Regions from separate parts of the Homo sapiens genome. Here region 2 is linked to region 1. The links are chromatin loops, found by intact Hi-C in ENCODE. Cell type or tissue: ascending aorta. All regions are shown on one strand.

Region 1 (8,000 bases):
TTGCCCCTGGTTGCCTTGTTATTGTTTTATGCTGAATTAAAGTAAACGTGGCCCAGCTTTCCCTCCCTGACTTCCCAAGACAAAGAGAAAAGGCCACAGAGGCAGCAGAGAGTAGAAAGGAGGGCAACGCCTGGAGCCAAACCTCCCGGACTCACAATCTGCCATTCAGGAGCTGTGTGACCCTGATGAGTTGCTCAGCCTCTCTGTGCATTATTTTCTTCATCTCAAAATAGGGAATAATAATGGCACCTACTTCAGGGAGTTATAATGCAGAAAAAGATGACAGCATGATCAATTAAGTGATTAATTGAATAAGCAGGGCACATGGTGAGTGTCCTTGCAAGCTTTCATGTTAGAGAGAAAAAAAAGGTCAGGCTTGGGGCTGTGGGTGCTTACCAACTGTCTTTCGGTTCCCTCCAAAATCCCTCCCATCTGTGGGCGCCCTTCCACTGAATGCCTTTTTAAAAATTGTGGTATAAAAAAACACAACATAAAATATATAATCTTTACCACTTTCAACTGTACAGTTTGGTAACGTTAAGTATATTCACATTGTTATGAATGTATTTTAATACTTATGTAATTTTTTTTTTTTTTGAGATGGAGTCTTACTCTGTCACCAGGCCGGAGTGCAGTGGCACAATTTCAGCTCACTGCAACCTCCACCTCCCAGGTTCAAGCGATTCTTGTGCCTCAGCCTCCTGAGTAGCTGGGATTATAGGCACCTGGCCACCACACCAAGCTAATTTTTTTTGTACTTTTAGTCGAGACAGGGTTTCACCATGTTGGCCAGGATGGTCTCGATCTCCTGACCTTGTGATCCACCCACCTCAGCCTCCCAAAGTACTAGGATTACAGGCGTGAGCCACCACGCCCAGCCCTGTGTTGCCTATTTAAGAAATCAATTTAAAAATCATTATGCCCTCATGCTACCTGACTTCAAACTATACTACAAGGCTACTGATACCAAAACAGATATATAGACCAATGGAACAGAACAGAGGCCTCAGAAATAACACCACACATCTACAGCCATCTAATCTTCAACAAACCTAACAAAAACAAGCAATGGGGAAAGGATTCCCTATTTAATAAATGGTGCTGGGAAAGCTGGCTAGCCATATGCAGAAAACTGAAACTGGACCCCTTCCTTACACCTTATACAAAAATTAACTCAAGATGGATTAAAGACTTACATGTAAAACCTAAAACCATAAAAACCCTAGAAGAAAACCTAGGCAATACCATTCAGGACATAGGCATGGGCAAAGACTTCATGACTAAAACACCAAAAGCAATGGCAACAAAAGCCAAAATTGACAAATGGGAGCTAATTAAACTAAAGAGCTTCTGCACAGCAAAAGAAACTATCATCAGAATGAACAGGTAACCTACAGCATGGGAGAAAATTTTTGCAATCTATCCATCTGACAAAGGTCTAATATCCATAATCTACAAGGAACTGAAACAAATTTACGAGAAAAAAACAAACAACCCCATTAAAAATTGGATGAAGGATATGAACAGACACTTCTCAAAAGAAGACATTTATGTGGCCAACAAACATATGAAAAAAAGCTCATCATCACTGGTCATTAGAGAAATGCAAATCAAAACCACAATGAGATACCATCTCACGCCAGTTAGAACGGTGATCATTAAAAAGTCAGGAAACAACAGATGCTGGAGAGGATGTGGAGAAATAGGAATGCTTTTACACTGTTGGTGACGGTGTAAATTAGCTCAACCATTGTGGAAGACAGTGTGGCGATTCCTCAAAGATCTAGAACCAGAAATACCATTTGACCCAGCAATCCCATTACCGGGTATACACCCAAAGGATTATAAATCATTCTGTCATAAAGACACATGCACACGTACGTTTATTGCAGCACTATTTACAATAGCAAAAACTTGGAACCAACCCAAATACCCATCAATGATAGACTGGATAAAGAAAACGTGGCATATATACAGCATGTAATACTATGCAGCCATAAAAAAGAGTGTGATCATGTCCTTTGTAGGGACATGGATAAAGTTGGAAACCATCATTCTCAGCAAACTAACACAGGAACAGAAAACCAAACACTGCATGTTCTCACTCATAAGTGAGAGTTGAACAATGAGAACACATGGACACAGGGAGGGGAACATCACACACCGGGGCGTGTCAGAGGATGGGGGGTAAGGGGAGGGAGAGTATTAGGACAAATACTTAATGCATGTGGGGCTTAAAACCTAGATGACAGGTTGATAGGTGCAGCAAACCACCATGGCACATGTATACCTGTGTAACAAACCTTCACGTTCTGCACATGTATCCCAGAACTTAAAGTCAAATTAGAAAAAAAAGAAGAAAAAAAAAATCATTATGCCCAAATACATCATTGATGTCTATTTCAGTTGAGTAAGGAGACTTGTTATACTGGGAAAGAGAAAAAAAGGGGAACATGTACCTTGAAATCATACTGAACTGAATTCAAATCCTGTCCCTGCCATTTACTGGCATTGGAAAAGTCAAGTAAGTTCTCTAAGTCTTTGTCTCCCCATTCTTTTTTTTTTTTTTTTTTTTCAAGACAGGGTCTTGCTCTGTCGCCCAGGCTGAATAGTGCAGTGGCTCAATCTCGGGTCACTGCAGCCTTGACCTCCCCGGCTCCAGCAATCTTCCCATCTCAGCCTCCCGAGTAACTGGGACTACAGGCATGCGCCATGTCTGGCTAGTTTTTGTACTTTTGGTAGAGACAAGGTTTCGCCATGTTACCCAGGCTTCCCCGTTCTTCAAAATGCACATGAAAATGATGTCCATCAAAGCATTCCCGGGAGCATTAAATGAGAATTCTTGTAAAGCAAGGAGCACATAATCTAGCCCAAGAGCGCTGCGAGTTCACAGTGACTCTTTATTTTGCACTGCACTTGGAAGAATGTTGGACAAAGCGCGTGCCTTGGAAGCCAGGGCAGGAGTTCTCAACCTATGGAGCACCAGGAACACCTGGGGTTCCTGTTAAAAATATCCATGCCAAGAGTCCCACCCCAAACCCACTGAGCCAGAATCTAATAGAGGTGGATGGAACCTAAGCTACTGCTACTGTATTTTAACACCCTGCCCCTCTTTTTTTTTTTTTTTTTTTTGAGGTCGAGTCTCGTTCTATCACCCAGGCTGGAGTGCAGTGGCGGATCTCTGCTCACCACAACCTCCGCCTCCCGGGTTCAAGCGATTCTCTTTCCTCAGTCTCCCGGGTAGCTGGGACTACAGGCACGCGCCACCATGCCCTGCTAATTTTTGTATTTTTAGTAGAGACGGGGTTTCACTATGTTGGCCAGGCTGGTCTCGAACTCCTGACCTCGTGATCCGCGCCCCCCCCCCCCCCCGCCCAAGGCCTCCCAAAGTGCGGGGATTACAGGCGTGAGCCACCGCTCCCAGCCCACCCTACCCCTTTAATTCGGGCACATCAAAGCTGAGAACAGCTAGATGGAGATGCCCTGTGTCCTTCGGTGTCACTTCTGGGCCTCCGGAGGTGGCAGGCCCAGGCAGACTGACGTGCTAAGGTTGTCGTTCTAGATGCTGAGAAGTTCTGGAGTCATCACCAGACAGTGTTAAGAAAGAGAGCTTTGGGGAGTAATTTCCCTCATGTGACCTGAGGGCGGGGGTAGGGATGGAGGAAGTCGCCCTCCCCGCTCTGACATCTGATCACCTTCTGTCCACTTGAAGCAGCAAAAAGAGGGTGCAAAGTCCCCGTTGCATTTTACTGAGCTTCTGATGCACTCCCCCACCTCCCCAGCTGCTCTCTCCACATTCGAGGAAGCAGCGCGGGTAGCAGCTGACCCAGTCGCCCCTGGTTGCCTGGAAGTGCCCTTCCAAGCTTTTTTGTCAGAGAGAAAAAACAAAAGCCAAGCTCGGGGCTGTGGGTGCTTACCAACTTTCTTTCGGTTCCCTCCGAAATCCCTCCCATTTGTGGGAGGCGTTTTCTGCCAGTCACCCACGTCCATTTGGTTTGCATCCCAATTCGGCCTTGCCACCGGCTCCCAGAAGCTCTGCGTGCTGCGGGTGGCCCCGGCGTCTACCTCGCGCTCGGGTGGAAAGAGCTGGGACGGCCTCGCAGACTGCGCTGGCGCCGCGAGAACAGCAGGTGGCGCCACGGACCCAAGGCGCCCTGAGCCGGGAGCGCTTCCTGGAGAGAGCAGGAGTGTCTGTGTTCACAGGAGCTCAATAAATGCTTGATAGGTATGTGTGAGAGCTGAAAGTTTCCCGCTGCACTCTGTGTCCAGGTCTAAGCAGAAAAGCTGGCAGGAGGGTGAAAAAGCGAGTGTCCAGGGGTGGGAGTTGAACAATGGGAACACACCTGGACACAGGGAGAGGAACATCACACACCGGGTCCTATCGGTGGGTGGGGGGCAAGCGGAGGGGGAGCATTAGGACAAGTACCTAATGCATGCGGGGTTTAAAACCTAGATGACGGGTTGATAGGTGCAGCAAACCACCATGGCACATGTATACCTATGTAACGAGCCTGCACGTTCTGTACATGTATCCCAGAACTTAAAGTCAAATAAAAATTAAAATTAAAATTAAAAAAAAAAAAGCGAGTGTCTCCGCAGGAAGGGCGGGCGGACCCTCCGCCTTGCAGAAATGGGGAAGCCTGGCCCGGGAGCAGGGAAGGCCGCGCAGCACCAGGAGCGGAGGGGCCAGGACTCGGTCGCCAGCTCGGTGGTCTTAGACCCTACACGGGCTTCCCCAAAGACCTGCGGCTGCTAGCAACCCCCACCCCAGGGACAGAGTCCTCGGTCCTGGGGCACCAACTGAGAATTTCCCACTCTGAGTCATTTACATCCCCTTGATGATTTTGGACGTACCTACATGTCACCTGAAATATGACTCAGTTATTTTTTTCTTCAACTCAACTGTTTAAAGTTAAATGTAGGCCAGGTACAGTGGCTCATGCCTGCAATCCCAACAGTTTGGGAAGCCCAGGCTGGAGGATCTCTTGAGGTCAGAAATTTGAGAGCAACCTGGGCAACATAGCAAGACCTCATTTCTCAAAAAAAAAAGAAAAAATTCAGAGCAGGAGTGTAAGTTTATTTAAAAGGCTTTAGAACAGGAAAGAAAGGAAAGGAAAGTATGCTTGGAAGAGACCCAAGCAGGCACCGACATCAAATGCCCATTTTTTTTTAATTAGCCAGGTGCAGTGGTGCACACCTGTAGTCCCAGCTACTCAGGAGGCTGAGGTAGGAGAATCGCTTGAGCTTAGGAGTTAGTTCAAGGCTGCAGTGAGCCGAGATCATACCATTGCACTCCAGCCTGGGCGACAGAGCAAGACTCTGTCTCTAAAATAAACAAACAAGAGTTATCTGTATTAAAAAAAAAAAAGTAAATAAGTAGAGCTAAATATAAGGGAAATAGTTTATTGCTATACTAACTAGAAGCCCAGTATTTCTCACCAAAACATAAGAGAACTATAAAAATAAATACACAACAGTCATGATTTCTTACAAGTCTGTCAGTTTACCGCTGAAAAGCAACTGGTATCTCATCAGTGCTGTGTTTTCCACACTTGAGGAAAATCAGGGATTCCAGCGCAGAAACCAACAGGAATTCTGAATGAAATGAGGTAACAGGTGGTGAAAGGAAAGCCAAGCAAAGCCGGAGAGAGAGGGGTTCAACCCTGACCGACATTCTGTGCCGGGCAGCAGATTCCAGGGCTTCTTGCAAGATGCACGTTCTTCCGGAAACTGCAAGTTATTTTTGACTGGTAAGCTGGAGGGGAAGGGTAGAGGCCCAGTTTCCTGTGAGCCCACCCCACCCCTGAGGTCTGATGCCAAGCTGATGGCATCACAGGGTCAGGTAGTCCCAAGAGGTCACCTGGCTGGCCTCCCATATCTGGTGACCAATCACCTGTCCCACAACCTTCTTGAGGGGTCTTCCTCCCTCTGCCCCAGTGCATTGCTGCTGTGGAGGCAGCTGCAGGGAGGCAGGACCCAGGGCAGCTGGCCAGACAAGTGAGTGCAGGGAAGATAGAGGAGGTGGAGTGGCCCTTCCCCAGACACAGCTTCAGTGAGCCTGTGATTGAAGAGGTGTCTGCACTGGGTTACGCTGTAGGGAAAGATAACCATGGGACTGTGGGCAAGGCACTTCCCCTCTTGCTCTTGGCTTCCTCTTCTGTAAATTAAAGAAGGTGGGTCAAACAGGACCTTGTAGTGAAGAGTCGTCTCCAAGCACCTCTCCAGCCTGAGACTTGGGGCTGTTAGAGGGAGGAATTGCCTGGCCAACCGTGTCTTTCAGTGCATGCAGTTGGTTTTTTTTTTCTTTTAAAGACAGGGTCTTGCTCTGTTGCCCAGGCTGGAATGCAGTGGCCTGATCATGGCTCACTGCAGCCTCGAAATCCTGGGCTCAAGTGATCCTCCCACCTCAGCCTCCCAAGTAGCTGGGACTACAGGCACCCACCACCATGCCCAGGTAGTTATTTTATGGTTTACAGAGATAGGGCCTTGCTGTGGTGCCCAGTCTGGTATGCAAGAGTTTTGTAACAAAGTGTGCAAATGGTCTCTCCTATTATTTCAGAGAACCAAGAGCCCATGGTCAAGTAGAAGGAGCACCCTCCCCACTGTGTGTGTCCTGCAATCCTGGAATATGGAAAGGCCATTTGTGCCACCTTGTCCTGGAGCTCTTTAAGTCAAGAAATCCCAATTATTGATCCTGGGCAGTCCCTAAACTAGCCTGGTATGAGTTTGGGAGTGGGAGAGTTCAAGGGGAGCCAAGGCATGCCTCTGCCCCTCTAGTTCTGCCGGGAAGTCTTCAATATTGCACACCCGCTGTGACAGTCCTGGCTCAGTCCCTTCCTAGTGGTGGGGACTGCAGTCAAGTTAATTAATCTCTCTAAGCCTCAGTTTCTTAATCTGTAAAATGGGCATAACGCCTACTTCATAGAATTGTTTGTTGCGGCTAAATGAGATCATTCATGTAGAGTCGGTCAATCAGTATTTGCTGAACACCTACTGTTCTAAGTGCTTGGTGCATAGCCTAGTTCCTTGTACAGGATTAGGCATGCAGGGAGTTTTGGAAAAGCAATGAATATACGTGTATATATGTGTGTGTGTGTATATATATATATGTATATGTTTATATAGAATATCTTCCATACCACAGCAATTCCATTCAATCCCCTCTTTCAAACATGAAGGGGCTGGGCTTCCTCTTGGCATGGTAGCCAGGTTCCAAGCAAGACTGTTTCACCAGCAAGTGTTCCAAGAAAAAGGAAGTAGAAGCTTTCATCTTCCTAAGCATTGATCTTGGAAGTTCTGGAACATCACTTCCACTGAATTCTATTAGTCAATGAAGTCACAAGACCAGTCCAGATTTTTAAAGGGAAGTACGCACATGCAGGAAGGAAGGAATTTCTGAGGACCATCTTTGGAAACTACCTAACACAGACAAGGAATAGAAAAGGCCTGGTTTCCTGTGAGCCCGCCCCACCCCTGACCTGACGTCTGATGCCAAGCTGATGGCATCACAGGGTCAGGTGGTCTCAAGAGGTCACCTGGCTGGCCTCCCATATCTGGTGACCGATCACCTGTCCCGCTTCCTTCCTGAGGGGTCTTCCTGCCTCTGCCCCAGTGCATTGCTGCTGTGGAGGCAGCTGCAGGGAGGCAGGACCCAGGGCAGCTGGCCAGGCAAGTGAATGCAAGGAAGATAGAGGAGGTAGAGTGGCCCTTCCCTAGACACACCCTCAGTGAGCCTGTGATTGAAGAGGTATCTGCATTGGGTTATGCTGTAGGGAAAGATAACCATGGAACTGTGGGCAAGGCACTTCCCCTCTTGCTCCTGGTTTCGTCTTCTGTAAATTAAAGAGGGTGGGTCAGACAGGGCCTTATAGTGAAGAGTCACCTCCAAGCGCCTCTCCAGCCTGAGACTTGGGGCTGTTAGAGGGAAGAATTGCCAGCAGTTGCTCACTGACACTGTAACATTTATTCATTTGTTCATTCATTCATTGCCTGCCTTCCCC
Region 2 (8,000 bases), 350 kb after region 1:
ACAATTCTACACCTGAAGTCACAGAGAGAAAATAATATTCTAGGTAGGCACCCTTTCTAAAAAAATTGGAATCCTAGATTCTACTCACACTGTATATAAGCAATTCCTCTTACACTTTCCATTGCTTCCCAGAGCCTACAGAATAAGGTTCAAATTCCTTTGTCTGGAGTTCGAGGCTTTTCACAATCCAGCTCCCATTCATCTTCCCAACTTGCTGCCATTACTTTCTTGCTTCAACCACAATCAAGATACTATTACGCCCCTTAAAAATTTTTACCTTTCTTAAAAATATGGTGCCTTCCTGCCCTTAATACTCCTCTTCCTGCTACGTAAATCCCAACAATTCTAAGAAACTTTTTCTGACTACCTCTCACAAAGGGATCGCTCTAATAATGCAATGTCTACAGCACTTACTGGCCCCATAACTCATCTGATGGTTACTTACAACCTAGTTTTTATTCATGGGTATAATAACCTCCTCTATAGAGCCAGTGAGCACTTTTATGACAGAGACGGGGTCTTACCACAGAGTAGAGGCTAGATATAGAGCTGTAAGATTGTTCCCCACCAGATCCACCGTGCCAGCACTCAAAGCATCTTTCCATCAGCACTCTAAAGGTAACACAGTACAAGCCTCTGAATACTATTTTGGGCAAATTACTTGACCTAAGCCTCAGTTTCCTCACCTATAAGATGGGGAAAATAGTGTCAACCTGGTGGGTTATATTAATATAAGGATCATGAGAGAACACAGGCAAAGCACACAGCACGGTCCCTGGCACACAGTGAGCTTTCCAGTGATGCTCATCATTATTAGCAACAGCTACTTAAAGTTTACTTCTGGTTTCCTGGAAAAAGCACAAGAGCAGAATTCAGTACACCTGAATTTGAGTCCCATTTCAATTTCTGCCTCATGGAAGCAACTTTTGCAAATGTCTTTTATAGCAGACAAGAGAGAAAAATATAGGCATTTCACCATCCACTCTTCCTACCTATTCAATTAAAGGGCTCGGCTCCCGCAGGCTATAATGCAAACTGTTAAAATAAAATTTACAAAGAATTTGGAATAGAAAAGAGTTTAAGTGTTACAATGTTAAGTGAAAATGACAGGATTACAATTCTGTTACTTAAAATCCAATGATAAGTCTGGCAGAACAAAACAAATGTTAACAGTGATTATCTTTGTACGGTAGAAAAACATGAGGATTTTTTCCCCTTATTTTTCACATTTTCTACCAAGGGTGTGTGGATGTGTGGGTGTGGGTGTGGGTGGGTGTGTGGGTGTGTGTGTGTATCTCAAACTGGAAAAAGGAATCAGTTTAAAAAAGATCCTAATGATCTCAAAAAGAAAAACAGTCTTTAAGAAACTGGGATTTTAATGTATAATAGCATGTCTAAACAAATGCAATTATTCTTCTGGTAGTCATTCCTAAATCTTTTTATAGACTAATTTGTATGGGTGTACTCGTCTAAAGGGTTGCATAACTTCCAAAATATTATGTTTTAATCTTACATGAATTCACAAAACACCCAGAGAGCGCTCACCACATTTAGCACCATGTTAAATAAGCATCATGGGGTACATAAAGGAGATAGACGATAAATCCCCTGCCTGAGAAAGCTTGTACTTTTTATAAACGTATTTATGTTTCATCTCCACAGTTGTATGGTAGAAATGCCAGAGGCCCGTATTCGATAAAGGAGCACAATAGGTGGTCAGTTTAGAGAAGAGTGAAATCATAACTGACTGCACTTACATTAATGGAGGAAGCCTTGGGTTGAGGCCTTAAAATAAACCTAAGTTTTGGAGAGGCAAAGAAGAGCTACATGCAAATGTAAGTTGAAAGGATAGTGGGCAAACCATAATATATCTGGTACACTATGCTAAAAAAATACATTAGAAGCTTGCTGCTTCAGTTATTTTTCCCTTGTAGAAACTAATAATGAAATAGTTTATTTATAACTTTACCATTTCAGGTTGCATATGAAAATGTATCAATGTGGAAATCACAAGTTCATTTTTCTTCTCATCTTGTTTGAAAGTTGAGACAAGGATTTCTTGCAATAATATAATTTTATTATCTAAGTAAACAGCTGGTAAAGTATTTCTAGGAGTTAATATCCACAGTGATTTAAGATATATCATAACAATAATATATTATTTCTTTTTACCAAAGAACAAATGAAAAACAATTATGCAAACATTATTTCATAAAACTTCATCTTAAAAGAAGTTAGTTACCTTATATTTGTGTGAATTGACTTAAATTATTTAAATGTAATACTTAAATATAAAAATTTAAGTTGTTAAAACTGATAGAAGGGAATGAGTATTTTGTGGCTTACAAAGTGGACAGAAAAATCACAATGGAGATAAATCCAAATGAGAAATATCGAAAAGACTGAAAAACTGAATGAGTTAATACGTAGCATAAACATTATTCTTCCTTTAAGCTACTCAAAACAATACAGACAAAAATGAGGCAATGTTTAGTCAGATCACTATTATTTTCCAAGTTTAAGATTAAATATTAAGGCAAGCCTCTCTTTTGCTTCCCCATCTCCCACCTCATTATCATTTAACCATAAAAAACATATCTTTGCTTGTTTTTAAAATCAATCCCCAACTTATCGGCATCCTTCTTCTCATACGCAGGTACTTTTAGCAAAAGGAAAGTGTTCCACACATGGGAAAACAGGGAGAGTGAGTGGCAAAATCGAGAGGATAAGCAAGGACAATAACAAAGCAGCTTTCTTTTTCCCTGGCTTTCTTTTTCCTTGGCTATTCTAAGGCTGCGGAACAGTGGTGCCTACTCAAAGGCTGAGGAAAAACAAAACTTTTCATGAACTCTAACTGTGAGCATGTGACCGGTACTCAAACGTCAAGACCTGGGTTGTCTCCCAAATGCCTCAACTGTCACATGGAACCACATGTTCCCCCAGGCACACCCATGGTTGTGCTGGAATTGTCGGTTGTTCTTTCTCTCCTCCTCCTATTCACCTTCAATTCATAACTGACCTAAGTGCATGCTCTGCCCTCACCCTTTCCTCAACAACTGAACCCCACTACTCTCCACGTGCTTCCAAACAGGGTTTGAAATAAAATTTTTCACCAGGCTTTAATAATTCACGGGGTAGATGGGTAATATGTCCCCAACAGCACAAGGGCAGGTTGCTATAGTAGTTAATCAAACATCTGGTACACTGATGGCTAAGTAACACTTACCAGCAAGGTGTATCTAAAATCAGGCTGAATAGAATGATTCACAAAACAAATCCTTATACTTTTTACTCGGCAACAATCACAGCCTCCATATATACGTTTCTAAAAAGGTTATATTTACAAATATTTTAGGCAATGGTGATTGTAACACAACCTCCTTTTACAAAAGACCCATAAAGTCAATTCTTATTTTCTTCAGACTCAATTTTCTTAATACAGTCACATACACAAAAGCATATTCACTTGAAAAAAAGAACAAATTTTATATGTCAGTAAGGATTTAAAATAGAGATTTATTTTAATCCAGTGATGTTTGTAAGTGGTGAGAACCATGACACTATACACTGTCCATTAGTAGGCAACAGAAAAATGCATTTTCCCATAATTCTGCCGTATAAATTAAGTAATAATGCTGAGAATAGGATAAATATTTTAGAAGGCAATTAAAAAATCAGATTGAAATTTATAAAAACTCATACTGAAGCTTGTAAATCTAAATTTGTCCTCCTGAGAATTTATTAATAGAATTTAAATAATGGTTAAAGCTAATTTTTAGTGAATGCTCACTGTGTGTCAGGTATTGAATAAGTGCTTTCCAAGCCTTATCAAATAATCAATACCAATGTGAAAAGAAATAAGAACAAATTACCTACATGTCACGTGCTTATGATGTCAATTTCACATAGCATTAATTCCACGAACTCACTCTCTAAATGCCATCAAATACTTACTCTGTAGCTAAAATTAGAAGATTTAGGCCCTAGACGCAGCTTCTTTGAGTTTGGTCCAAGAGAAATGCCAATTCCTTTACGAAAGCAAACTATAGCCTCTAGTGGTACATGCAAGAATAAGAAGTCTAGGCAACAAAAATATCTTTTGAAATTGCCAGAAGAAATCACCCAAATCAATTCTCTACTCTGATCTGCACGCCTCATTGTTTATTTACTAAAATCTTGTGATGAGTCTTTTTTAAAATTTATTATTATTATTTTTTTAGAGATGGGGTGTCACCAAGTTGCCCAGGCTGTTCTTGAACTCCTGAGCTCAAGCAACTGCCTGCCTTGGCCTCCCAAAGTGCTGGGATTACAGGCATGAGCTACTACACAAGGCCAGTAATGATACTTTTTAAATGCGTAAGAATTTTAAGTGAGCAAATAAAAGAGAATAAAAATAACCATTTCTTATAGAAAAGTTTCTGAAACAGTTTCCCATCCCTGTCTATGGATAGGGATCCCTTTGAATAAGGCACATAGAAAACAAGATATTAAAAAAGCATCATATTCTTTTATAAGCAGTTCATGGTTCCTACATTTAAACATGTTCTTTAACACATACACTATAGGTATGTTTTCTCACAACTTACAATTGCTATGAATCCCTTAAACCACGAAATGTAAATTCATGCTTTCCCAAGGCAATTTCCATCAGATCAACAAAGAGACCAGTGAGAACAATGAATGCAACATGCAAATCTGATTCTAATAATGTCAGATTAATCAGAAACAGTTTTGTTGTTGTTTGTTTGTTTGTTTGTTTGAGATAATGTCTCTGTCTCCAGGCTGGCGTGCAGTGGGACAATCATGGCTTACTGCAGCCTGGACCTTCCCAGGCCTAAATGATTCTCCCATCTCAGCCTCCTGAGTAGCTGGGACCACAGGTGCATGCCACTGTGCCTGCATAATTTTTTAATTTTTGTGGAGACAAAAATTAAAATTTAAAATTAAAAAATTTAAATATAAATTTTGTAGAGACAAAAGTGTTTCCCTATGTTGCCCCGGCTGGTCTCAAACTGTTAGGCTCAAACAATCCACCCACCTCAGCCTCCCAAAGTGTTAGGATTACAGGCATGAGCCACTGTGCCCAGCCTAGAGGGACAGTTCTTACAGTTTATTGTTTTTTTATAGAAAGTGAGTCCAAAATGCAAGAATAAGCCTTAATAATTATGCTAACATTTATCCTTATTACTCATATTCATAATACAAACCAACCTTCATAAGAGGAAGTTTAGACTGCAATCAGAACAAGTTTGTTATCAAAGACTTCTCACCTCCTCCTATTGGCCCTCCCTATTGCAGTTACTTTTTTTAACTCTGAGAGTTAGGGATCATTATTTATGGCATGCTACTGGGTTGAAAAGAGTGTAAAGACATAATAATATCCAATCATAAATAACTTATAATTACATTCAAATGAGATTCCAGGAAAGTTGAGGCACAGAGTAGTATCCACTGTCATACAAATCAAGGTTAGTTTGGGTTTATCATTACGCTTAGAGGCTCTAGGCTAGCTGATACTTCTTGTAAATGTCCTTTTCATTCAAGGTACCACACATAGCCCTTTAAGGAAAATAGATGTATGCTATGCCTAAGCTTTTAGGGAGCTCTAGTCAATTAAAAAGAAAGAGGAATCAGAGATTAAACTGAGAGAAGTGTTCTACCTGTGTCCTCGAATGTCAGACTGATCACATACTCCTCCAAGTGCAATCCTGTGGAACTCTCGACCTAGAGTCTTGGCCACTGATCTTCCCACACTTGTTTTACCAACTCCAGGAGGGCCAACAAAGCATAGGATTGGGCCCTTCAGGTTATTTTTGAGCTGTCTGACAGCCAAGTATTCCAGTACTCTTTTCTTCAATTTTTCCATGGCGTAATGGTCATTATCCAGAAGAATCCGGGCTGCCCTAATGTCCAGGCGGTCTGTCAAATAACCCAACAGAAATAATTAGAACACATAAAATTTTTAAGTTAAAGAACTCCTTTCAAGCATGACGAGGGCAAAATATTTTTTTTGAAAATAGATGTGATAAGAACAGACTTGGATCTTTCTAGATGAGGATTCTAGGAGATCTGCATTTGGTTTGGTTTCTCTGCTTAAGACTTAGTGTCCCCAGAGATAGTAGGCACTACACAATTAAAAACTCAATGTTCATATCATTTTATTTGGAATGATTTTCTAGTTATGCATTACTTCTTAATTTCTACATATTGTATGTGTGCTGGCATTTGTTTTTTAAAAAAAAGGGTGATTTTTTTCCTTATTTCAGTAGTAACATATGTTCATTCCAGAAAACCTGATAACACTAACAGAAAAGAAGAAAACAGTTACCCATAATCTCATGCCCCCAAGAGATCACCACTACCTTTACTTCAGTATGTGTAATTCCAGGCTGTGTGCGTGCATTTACAAACCTATTTTTCAAAATGGGATTTTATGGGGCCTTTAAGTTTTGTAAAATGTTTTTTTCACTTAATATATGACAGACAACTTTCACTGTCACACATATATTTATCAGTAACATTCTATGGTTACTTAATGTTCCATTACTAAATTATCTATATTCATTTAACTAATTCCCTACTGCTGAGCATTCAAGTTGTTTACACATCTTTACATTTATAAAAGATGCTTCAACTGTGCATCACTGGAACTAAATCTTCCCATATATCTGCAATGATTTCTTTCAGCTTATCTTCTATGAACAGAAGTGCTGGGTCAAAAAAAAAAAAAAAAACAGATGATGTAAAGAATTGCCTAATTGCCACACAGAAAGTTGTATCAAAGTCTCACCAGAAGTGTATGAGTTAGGCTTTGTTTCTAGAGCCAAGCTTTCAACAGGTTTACTAATAAGATTTAGCATTTAAAATACTCAGATTAAACACCAGGTAACAGAAGCCAAAATGAATTCACTAGCTGGGTGGCTGCCAGGGTATAATACACAGCCACCTGATCATGCTGGCAGTGAAAGAAGAAGATGGGAGAGAGAAATACACAGAAATCTTTTAATTAATTAATACATATCTTTTAATTAATTATTTAGAATTTGCTAAGGATATTTCATAAAGGAAAAAAATGGCCTGAGATGGTAATTTGGTTCCCAAGCTAGTCCCCCAAAAAACCTAGCTAAGCAGTAAACTATATAATTTAATTATAGTACTATTGATTTTAGTCAGAGTCCTAGGTGAGTGAAGTAGGAGAAGAACAACTAAAATTTCTTCCCCCTTTCCTGGCTCCAGAACCCAACCAATGAATATATGAAGAAGTGAAAGATAGAGAGTTTCTCAATTGTTTCACAGTGCTAGCCCTGACACTAAAACCTACCACAGTAAACATAAAAGAAAACCTCAGACAAATCTTTTTATATAGCTGTAAATATTAAAATGCTAGTAAATCAAATCTATAAAGAATAATATACTAAGTCCCAGTGGGATTTATTTTAGTTATGCAAACATGGTTCAGTGTTAGGTCATCAATGTCATCATGTTCAAGAAGAGTAAGTTTCCATCAAAATATCATCTTGTACCTAAAAAGGTACTTGTTATAATGCGTTATCCATTCATGATTAACACATTCAGTAAGGTAAGAATAAAAGTCAAGATAATTTAGAAAAGACTGAAAACACTGTGAAGAAATTTCTTGCAAGAAATATGCCAAGTAAAGACAATTTTAAAAGTTCTTTCAATCTTTTAAGTAAAGGTGATTTCCATGCTGTATAAATTATTTTCTATCTTTTCTATACAGGATATATTTTTCTAATTATTCTCTTTAATGATTCAGAAAGCATGCTTCCTGTTTTGAATAACATGTGATTACATGTAAAAAATTTTTCAAATTTCAATATAAATTTCCTTATTTATAATTAGAAGATTGAAATGGTATCTACTGACTCCTCTAAGCTGGGAAAATCTGCAAACATATTTCCTACAACTCTTTCCTCTCTGCTTTCCTTTTTGTTTTCGGTTACTATCTGAGATCTCTACTTGGTAGGTAAACTTCTCTT

Evidence for each region. Peaks named below come from ENCODE experiments on the same cell type or tissue, not always from the same donor. Only the 100,000 strongest peaks of a DNase experiment are listed, where the experiment ranks them.
Region 2: a loop joins it to region 1, with 2.5 times the contacts of the local background. A loop is called at or near these places in 6 of 110 quality-filtered maps.

What each region holds. Positions count from the first base shown.
Region 1 is chr16:48,619,521-48,627,520 of GRCh38, reverse strand. It overlaps LOC105371240 (a long non-coding RNA gene), which reads right to left and starts at 4,084. Exons shown (of 4, transcript NR_188470.1): 1 at 3,918-4,084. In ascending aorta, a CTCF peak has its summit at 4,121 (motif pointing right); DNase peaks (open chromatin) are centred at 3,660 and 4,140; H3K4me3 peaks cover 1,635 bases; H3K27ac peaks cover 1,202 bases.
Region 2 is chr16:48,267,935-48,275,934 of GRCh38, reverse strand. LONP2 (lon peptidase 2, peroxisomal) reads right to left here. Exons shown (of 15, transcript NM_031490.5): 7 at 5,661-5,919. Among named protein-coding and RNA genes, the nearest start is that of ABCC11, 24 kb to the right of the region's middle. In ascending aorta, a CTCF peak has its summit at 4,060; a DNase peak (open chromatin) is centred at 2,897; H3K4me3 peaks cover 801 bases; H3K27ac peaks cover 3,859 bases.